2 separate regions of the Homo sapiens genome follow, and region 2 is linked to region 1. The links are chromatin contacts, found by Hi-C or POLR2A ChIA-PET in ENCODE. All regions are on one chromosome and are shown on one strand. The core of a region is the stretch at or near the end of the contact, and the rest is flanking DNA. Distances in the headings are between cores, read along the strand shown.

Evidence for each region. A loop is a pair of places that touch in the nucleus more often than their neighbours do. ChIA-PET counts read pairs that join two places held with the same protein, here RNA polymerase II (POLR2A). Pooled maps may share reads with other maps.
Region 2: a map of GM12878 shows a loop between it and region 1 (10-fold over the local background). The contact joins two enhancer-like sites. A Hi-C loop is called at or near these places in 2 of 168 maps with a recorded cell type or tissue (GM12878 and gastrocnemius medialis), 3 of 37 single-sample maps with no recorded cell type and 11 of 50 pooled maps. POLR2A ChIA-PET finds 5 or more read pairs at or near these places in 3 of 52 experiments (K562, Panc1 and activated T-cell).

Annotation. Positions count from the first base shown.
Region 1 is chr21:43,919,616-43,923,214 of GRCh38, forward strand. The region is part of intron 2 of AGPAT3 (1-acylglycerol-3-phosphate O-acyltransferase 3); the gene reads left to right. It also overlaps the pseudogene RNU6-859P. Among named protein-coding and RNA genes, the nearest start is that of AGPAT3, 56 kb to the left of the region's middle. RefSeq lists enhancers at 1-896, 897-1,794, 1,933-2,227, 2,569-2,818, 2,695-3,592. Within about 2 kb of position 2,041, at least 2 of the 41 ENCODE cell types and tissues checked have a DNase peak (open chromatin) inside an H3K27ac peak, as active enhancers do.
Region 2 is chr21:43,955,285-43,958,883 of GRCh38, forward strand. All of the region lies in intron 2 of AGPAT3 (1-acylglycerol-3-phosphate O-acyltransferase 3), which reads left to right. Among named protein-coding and RNA genes, the nearest start is that of TRAPPC10, 55 kb to the right of the region's middle. RefSeq lists an enhancer at 878-1,378. Within about 2 kb of position 1,534, at least 3 of the 41 ENCODE cell types and tissues checked have a DNase peak (open chromatin) inside an H3K27ac peak, as active enhancers do.

The DNA of each region.
Region 1 (3,599 bases), core at 791-3,290:
TTTCCGCTCATGGCTTCTTTTCCTCTGGTAGATACCCAGGAGTGGGATTGCTGGATCGAATGGTGGATCTACTTTTAGTTCTTTAAGGAATCTCCATGCTGTTTCCACAGTGGTTGTACTAGTTTACATTCCCACCAGCAATGTAGAGGTGTTCCCTGTTCACCACATCCATGCCAGCCAAAAATGTGGAATGCTTCACGAATTTGCATGTCGTCCTTCTGCAGGAGCCACGCTAATCTTCTCTGCCTCGTTCCGGTTTTAGTACACGTACTGCTGACGCAAGCATGGGTGTCTCTGTTTTCTTCCCAAATAGTGTAAAGATCTTGGAGCCGGGACTTTGGTTCCATGGTGTTTTCAAACCGGCTTTCCTCATGTGTGGGTGCCATGCGGGCGTCTGCATCTCCATGCTTGGAGTCCGCGGGGGGTCTCCAGACAGGATCCTGGTTGTCACCTGAAGCTTGGAGAAGGGACAGGAGTGCACTGCAGGCGGGGGTGTGACCACGTCCGCACCCCTCCCAGAGTGCGAGGCTGTGTCTTTTTAGTCCATTTCTTCCCCCACTGCATGCTGGGACACTCATCATGTCTTCAGCCCTGTGTGTGTGTGTGTGAGAGATTGTGAGTGAGTGTGTGTGTGTAAGGGTGTGTGTAAAGCGTGAATGTGTCAGTGTGAGAGTGTGTGTGTGCGTGTGAGTGTTGAATGTGTGTGTGAGTGTGACTCGGCTGAGAGGAGACAGCGCAGCTGGGCAGGTGATGCTTGGTGAGTGTGATAGTGTGATGTAATCAGAAACATACTTTGGTCTCTGGCCCTGGCTCTGGGCACACAGCTCCTACAACCTTTAGTGCTGAGTGTCTTTTTTTTTGCTAATGAGGTGACTGTGGCTGGGGCTCCAGGACAGCCTCCTGGGGGACTGGTTGCCAGGGCAACTGACCATGTAATTAGAGGTTGGGACTCCACCCGTGGACCTCTGGGGAGGGGAGGGAGCCCGCAGAGGTGGAGTGGATCACCAGTGGCCGGTGTTCTGCTCGATCGTGCCTGTGTAATGAAGCCTCCACAGACTCCCTCAAGGACAGCGTTTGGGGGCTTGCAGGCTGCTAAGCACGGGGAGGTTCCCGGAGGGTGGAGCCCTGGGGAGGGTACAGCAGCTCCGAGCTCCCTGCCCCATACCTCACCCTGTGCATCTCTTCATCTGTATCTTTTGTAACATCCTTTATAAAAACCAGTAAATGAGGCCAGGCGCGGTGGCTCACGCCTGTAATCCCAGCACTTTGGGAGGCTGAGGCGGGCAGATCACGAGGTCAGGAGATCAAGACCACGGTGAAACCCCATATCTACTAAAAATACAAAAACTTAGCCGGGCGTGGTGGCGGGCACCTGTAGTTCCAGCTACTCAGCAGGCTGAGGCAGGAGAATGGCGTGAACCCTGGAGGCGGAGCTTGCAGTGAGCCGAGATCGGGCCACTGCATTCCAGCCTGGGCAACAGAGCAAGACTCTGCCTCAAAAAAACAAAACAAGACAAAACAGTAAATGTGTCTCCCTGAGTTCTGTGAGCTGCTCTGGCAAATTAATTGAACCTGAGGGGGAGTCATTGGAAAGCCACCCTGTAGCTGGTCAGTCAGAAGCACTGGACACTCCTGTGCCCTGGACACCCCAGGCCTCGCCCTGTGCTCCTCTCCGCCCAGCTGTCCATCCGGATCCTTCATAACACCCTTTATAATAAACCAGTAGACGGTGTTCCCAGAGTTCTGTGAGCCGTCCTAGCAAATGATCAAACTCAAGGAGGGCACCGTGGGAACCCCAGCTTAGCCGGGTGGTCAGGAGCACAGGTCACAAGCTAGGATCAGCATCCTGACCCGGTGGTCAGGAGCACAGGTCACAAGTGGGGCAGTCTCCAGGGCGAGCCCTGGCGCCATGGGATTTTCTGATGCCGAAATCCCCACCCGTTTTGGTGAGCAGAGCATTCTGTGTTGAGTGTTGAATGTGGGGACAGAAGGAAAGAAGAGTTTGTTTCCTGCGGGTGAGACTCTGGGCTGCACCAGGTGATGAGCAGCCCTGGAGCGCTTGTTAGTTTTGTGGTGCCTTTGAAGTCACTTCGCTGGGTCCGCAATCAAAAGCCGGGGTTGGTGGTGGTTCTTTTGTTAATCAGTAATTAGCTCCACACTGTTGATTCTCTGAGCTCTTTTTTTTTTCCCCCAGGGATAAAGCGTTAATTACTTTTTTAACACGATACTAACCTCCTGACAGCCTCCCACCCCAAGCTGGGTGTCTGGGGACGGCGGGCCTGTCTCCCCCACCAAGGTGTGGGGTGAGTGTGGAGAGGACATTTCACAGCTCCCCGGGGGTCACCATCAGTGTGAGTGTTGGGACATTCTTTTCCTGATTTCTCTGTCTCTCGATGCCATTTTTGTGAAGGTTTAGCAAATACTTGATAGATTGTTGTGAGAATGTGGGCTTCCTTATTTGGGGGAGATTTTTTATAATGGAAAAGGTTTCCTTTTTTGGAAGTCACCTGGGGACGGGGATGAGTCACCCGGGGGCCTTGGTGCATGTGGAGGCCCAGGCTTGTGGGGGAGTCGCACAGAGCACGTGTGTGATGCATTTATCAGGGCCTTTCTCAGCCTGGGGACGAGGAGTGGATGTGACGGAGGAGGCTCCTGTTCTTGTGGGGGTGGCGAGGCGAGGATGGTGAACACATCAGCAAACAGGAAGCGTGGGGGGAAGCGTGCGTGCGAAGGAGTGCAGCCCCCAGGACGCTGGGCCGAGCCAGGCAGGGACCTGCTTCAGTCCTCGAAGGAGGCTGCTGGCTTGTGACCCTCCTTAACCCCACCCTCAAGGCAGGCAGCGAGTGGAGGAGAGTCTCCCTGGGACCCTCCTTAACCCCACCCTCAAGGCAGGCAGCACGTGGAGGAGAGTGTCCCTGTGTCCCTGGAAGAGAGGCCTGCATGGCAGGGGGCACAGAGACTCTGGGCCTGGGTCCCCCCCGGCACAGTCTGTGACCTGTGACCAAAGGCTGAAGTCTGGGCTGGAGCTACCTGCTCTGTGGGAAACAACAGTGTGCTCTGGGCTTCCATGGGGTCTCCCAGCTCAGGGGCTGTGGCTCAGGAGCCATGTGCCAGGCAGGGCACTCCGTCAGTGTAGGGTCTCCCAGCACAGGGGCTGTGGCTCAGGAGCCACGTGCCAGGCAGGTCACTCCGTCAGCATAGGGGCTGCCATGAGGATTGGCTGCATTTTTTCGCTGTGTGATGTGACTGGCTGCCCAGTGGTGGTGGCAGAGCCAGCCTGGGGTCTGGGCATGGGGCGCCTGTCCCCAGCGGGGCGGGCTCTGGGGTGCGAGCGTCTGTTCTGTGTCAGGAGTCCCTGTTTCTTTCTCCCCATGCTCACACGGGGTTTTTAGACTTTGTGAAGGGTGTGCTTCCCAAAGAAAACCAGCTGCAGGTGTCTGTGCTGGCACAAGGAGAACAAACCCAGAGAGCACTGGGTTCTTTCCTAGAGGGGATGGAATCCAGCCAGGCGTGCCATGAGGCTCGCAGCCTCGGGGACCTGTGCTCACCAGCACACCACCAGTGCCCAGGGCTCCTTGTGCTGCAGGAAGGGACACTGG
Region 2 (3,599 bases), core at 284-2,783, 35 kb after region 1:
GGCTGGGTGGGGAAGGACTTGGATGGAAATGTTCCCTGTTGCAGTGTGGTGGGGTCACAGGCGGCTTAGCTTGTCAACACCCATAACGCTATGCACGGACACTCGGCAAACCCATCTTAATCGTGTGTTATTTATTCCTGGATGAAGTTCTTTTCTTTTTTGAGATGGAGTTTCACTCTTGTCACCCAGGCTGGAGTGCAGTGGTGCGATCTCAGCTCACTGCAGCCTCCTCCTCCCAGGTTCAAGCTATTTTCCTGCCTCGGCCTCCCAAAGTGCTCAGATTACAGGTGTGAGCCACCGCGCCCGGCTGAGAATCTGATTTTTAAAAATAAACGTCATGACTGGGTGCGGTGGCTCACACCTGTAATCCCAGCGCTTTGGGAGGTCGAGTTGGGCGGATTACCTGAGGTCAGGAGATCGAGGCCAGCCTGGCCAACATGGCGAAACCCCATCTCTACTAAACATACAAAAATTTGCTGGACATGGTGGTGCATACCTGTGGTCCCAGCTACTCGGGAGGCTGAGGCATGAGAATTGCTTGAACCCAGGAAGCTGCAGTGAGCCAAGATGGCACCACAGCACTCTAACCTGGGCAACAGTGAGATAATCTGTCTCAAAAAAAAAAAAAAAAATCAGATTCCTGTACTTTGCGCCGTAGCAACGGAATCAGCAGGTCTGCTGTGGAGCCCGGGCATCTGCTTCTCGGAGCATCACAGCTGATGTGCTGGCCCTCAAGCAGGCTTCTTGGGACCCTGGTTCTTCTGGGCCAGTGTGGAGTGATGTGTGCCCCTGGGTGAGGACCACCTGGTCTCCTGGGGCTCTGCTGTGTGCCAGGTGGGGGCCAGGTGATGGGCTGCAGGGCGGCCCCCACCCTGTACAACTCAGGATCTGGTCGAATATATCGTCTCTAGCTCAAGAAAGGCGTTCTGAAACAGCAAGCCTGGTCTGCCCAGCGTGTCTGAGGCTCTGCTCTAAGGGGCCCCTGCCCACCCTGGGGGGGCTGCAGTGTGTCTGGGCGAGCACTGACTTCTGAGCCTCGCTATCTGGACTGGCACTGGCTCTACTGCTGACTCCCTGTGTGGCCCCATATGATGCACGAAGCCTCTCTGTGCTTCTGTTTGCTCACCTGTCAACTGGGGCAGTGATGGCATCCTGCTGGGGTCATCTGAGAGTCTGGAATGCGTGAGAGGTGTTCAACACAGACCGTGGAACAAGTTAAGCCCATAAAAAGTGTTTTTGTTGCCCCCTTGTCTTTTCTGTCCTTTCTGTCTAGGGTATTAATTTCCTGTTGCTGCTTTAATGAATCAGCCCACAGTGTGGGGGCATCAAACAGTACAACTCCTTAACCCCACAGTGTGTGGAGTCAGCAATTCAGGAGCGACTTAGCTGGGTGCTGTGGGGTTGCAGGTGAGCTGAGGCCAGGGCTGGGCTCATCTGAAGGTTTGACCAGGGCCAGAGGGCCTGCCTCCCAGGTGGCCCCCTCAGGAGTAGGAGGTCAGCCCCTTCCGCGCAGGAAGGACCTGCCGCTCACACATCCTTGTGATGTGGCCATCCTGGGAGCAGAGCCAGGCAGAAACTGTCCTTTTTGTGACCTAGCCTTGGCAATCACGTAGCACATTTCTGCAAGGCTGTTCATCAGATGCAATGACCAAGTCCAGGCCATAGTCAGAAAGGGAAGAAGACCCCTCCACCTTTCGAGGGGAGGAGCGAAAGTGTTTCAGGCCCATTCCTAAACCATGACCAGAGCTCTTGTCCCCACGGTTTCTGGGGAGCCAAGGGCCCAGTGTCTGGGAGAGGTGACTTTTAATGCCCCATAGGTTGAGAACGTCCAAGGGTGGTGGGAGTGACACTGGCATCTGTGGCCCCCGAGTGCCATTCAAGGCAGCGCCTGCAAATCCCTGAGAGGCAGAGGGTGGGGGCCTGTATGGAGGGCGCTCTGTGGAGTCGGGACAGGGGGTTTCATGGGCGGGTGGGGTGGGCGCCCATGGAGAGCCTTGCTCTGGGTGCAAGAATGGCCACAGTGGGGGCAGCTGGCGGTGTGGAACAGGGGCCGCCCTGGGAATGTGGAAGGCCAGCTGGTGCCACTCCAGAGCCCACCCCTTTGCCCCATGGGAGTGCACTCAGTGCCCTTCCAGAGGACCAAGTCAGGGGTTGGCAGCACCGCCAGCCTGACTGCCAGGGTTTCCCCTCCACACGGGGGGTCTCGGGTTTCCCCTCCACACGGGGGGTCTCGGGTTTCCCCTCCACACGGGGGTCTCGGGTTTCCCCCTCCACACGGGGGTCTCGGGTTTCCCCCTCCACACGGGGTTTCCCCCTCCACGCGGGGGTCTCGGGTTTCCCCCTGCACACAGGGATCTCGGGTTTCCCCCTCCACACGGGGGTCTCGGGTTTCCCCCTCCACAGGGGGGTCTCGGGTTTCCCCCTCCACACGGGGGTCTCTGGTTTCCCCCTCCACACGGGGTTTCCCCTCCACACGGGGGTCTCGGGTTTCCCCCTGCACATGGGGGTCTCGGGTTTTCCCCTCCACACTGGGGTCTCGGGTTTCCCCCTCCACACGGGGGTTGTAGGGCCGCTCAGTAGGAGTGCTGCCAAGAGTGGAGGGGGGCCACCGGCTTCCCTGCTGAAACTGTGAGACGTGCGTAGAAGGAAAGGGGGAGCCGGTGGAGCCCCTGGGGAGTCGCTCCTTTTGTGCAGGAAACCAGAACAGAAATCTTTCACGCTTCAAATACGCACACGAGTGTGGGAGTGAAAAGCATTGATTCCCACACTGAGGGGTTTGTGAGGCCTCCTGGCTCTGTTTGCAGAGATTGATTGTGCAGTTTGGATCTTTTAAATGAGATACTAAATCAAATAAAAATTATGATGCCTTCACCACAAGTTAATCACTATCAATATTTGGGTGTATTTCTTCTAGTCTTTTCGTTTTTTCTTTCTGGTTTGCATGGGAGAGTGTGTGTGTGTGAGTGTGGCATGTTTATGTGTATAGTGCTTGTTGTGTGTGTGAGACTGTGGTGCATATGAGTGTGCATGGGGTGGGGGGATGTGTTGCAGTGTGTGGTGTGTGGTACAATTGTGTGTGTGTGGTGTAGAGTATGGGGCTGTGTGCAGCAGTGCGTGTGGGATGTGGTGTATGTGTTTTGCACTGTGGTGTGTGTGGTTTGTGCTACAGTGTGTGTGGTTTGTGGTATGGTGCTTGCAGTGTGGTATGCACCATATGTGTGAGCGTGTGTGTCGTTTTTGGTGTGTGGTGTAGGTGTGGTTTGTGGTGTGTGTGGTGCGTGTGGCGTGTGTGTGGTTTGTGGTGTGTGTGGCATATGTGTGGTTTGTAGTGTGTGTATGTGGCGTGTATGTGGTTTGTGGTGTGGTGTGGTATATGTAGCATGTGTATGGTTTGTGGTGTGTGGTGTGTATGTGGCATATGTGTGGTTTGTGATGTGTGGTGTGTGTGGCATGTGTGTGGTTTGCAGTGTGTAGTGTGTGTGGTTTGTGATGTGTGTGTGGCATATGTGTGGTTTGCAGTGTGTGTAGTGTGTGTGGTTTGTGATGTGTGGTGTGTGTGGCATGTGTGGTTTGCGGTGTGTGTGTGGTGTGTGGTGTGT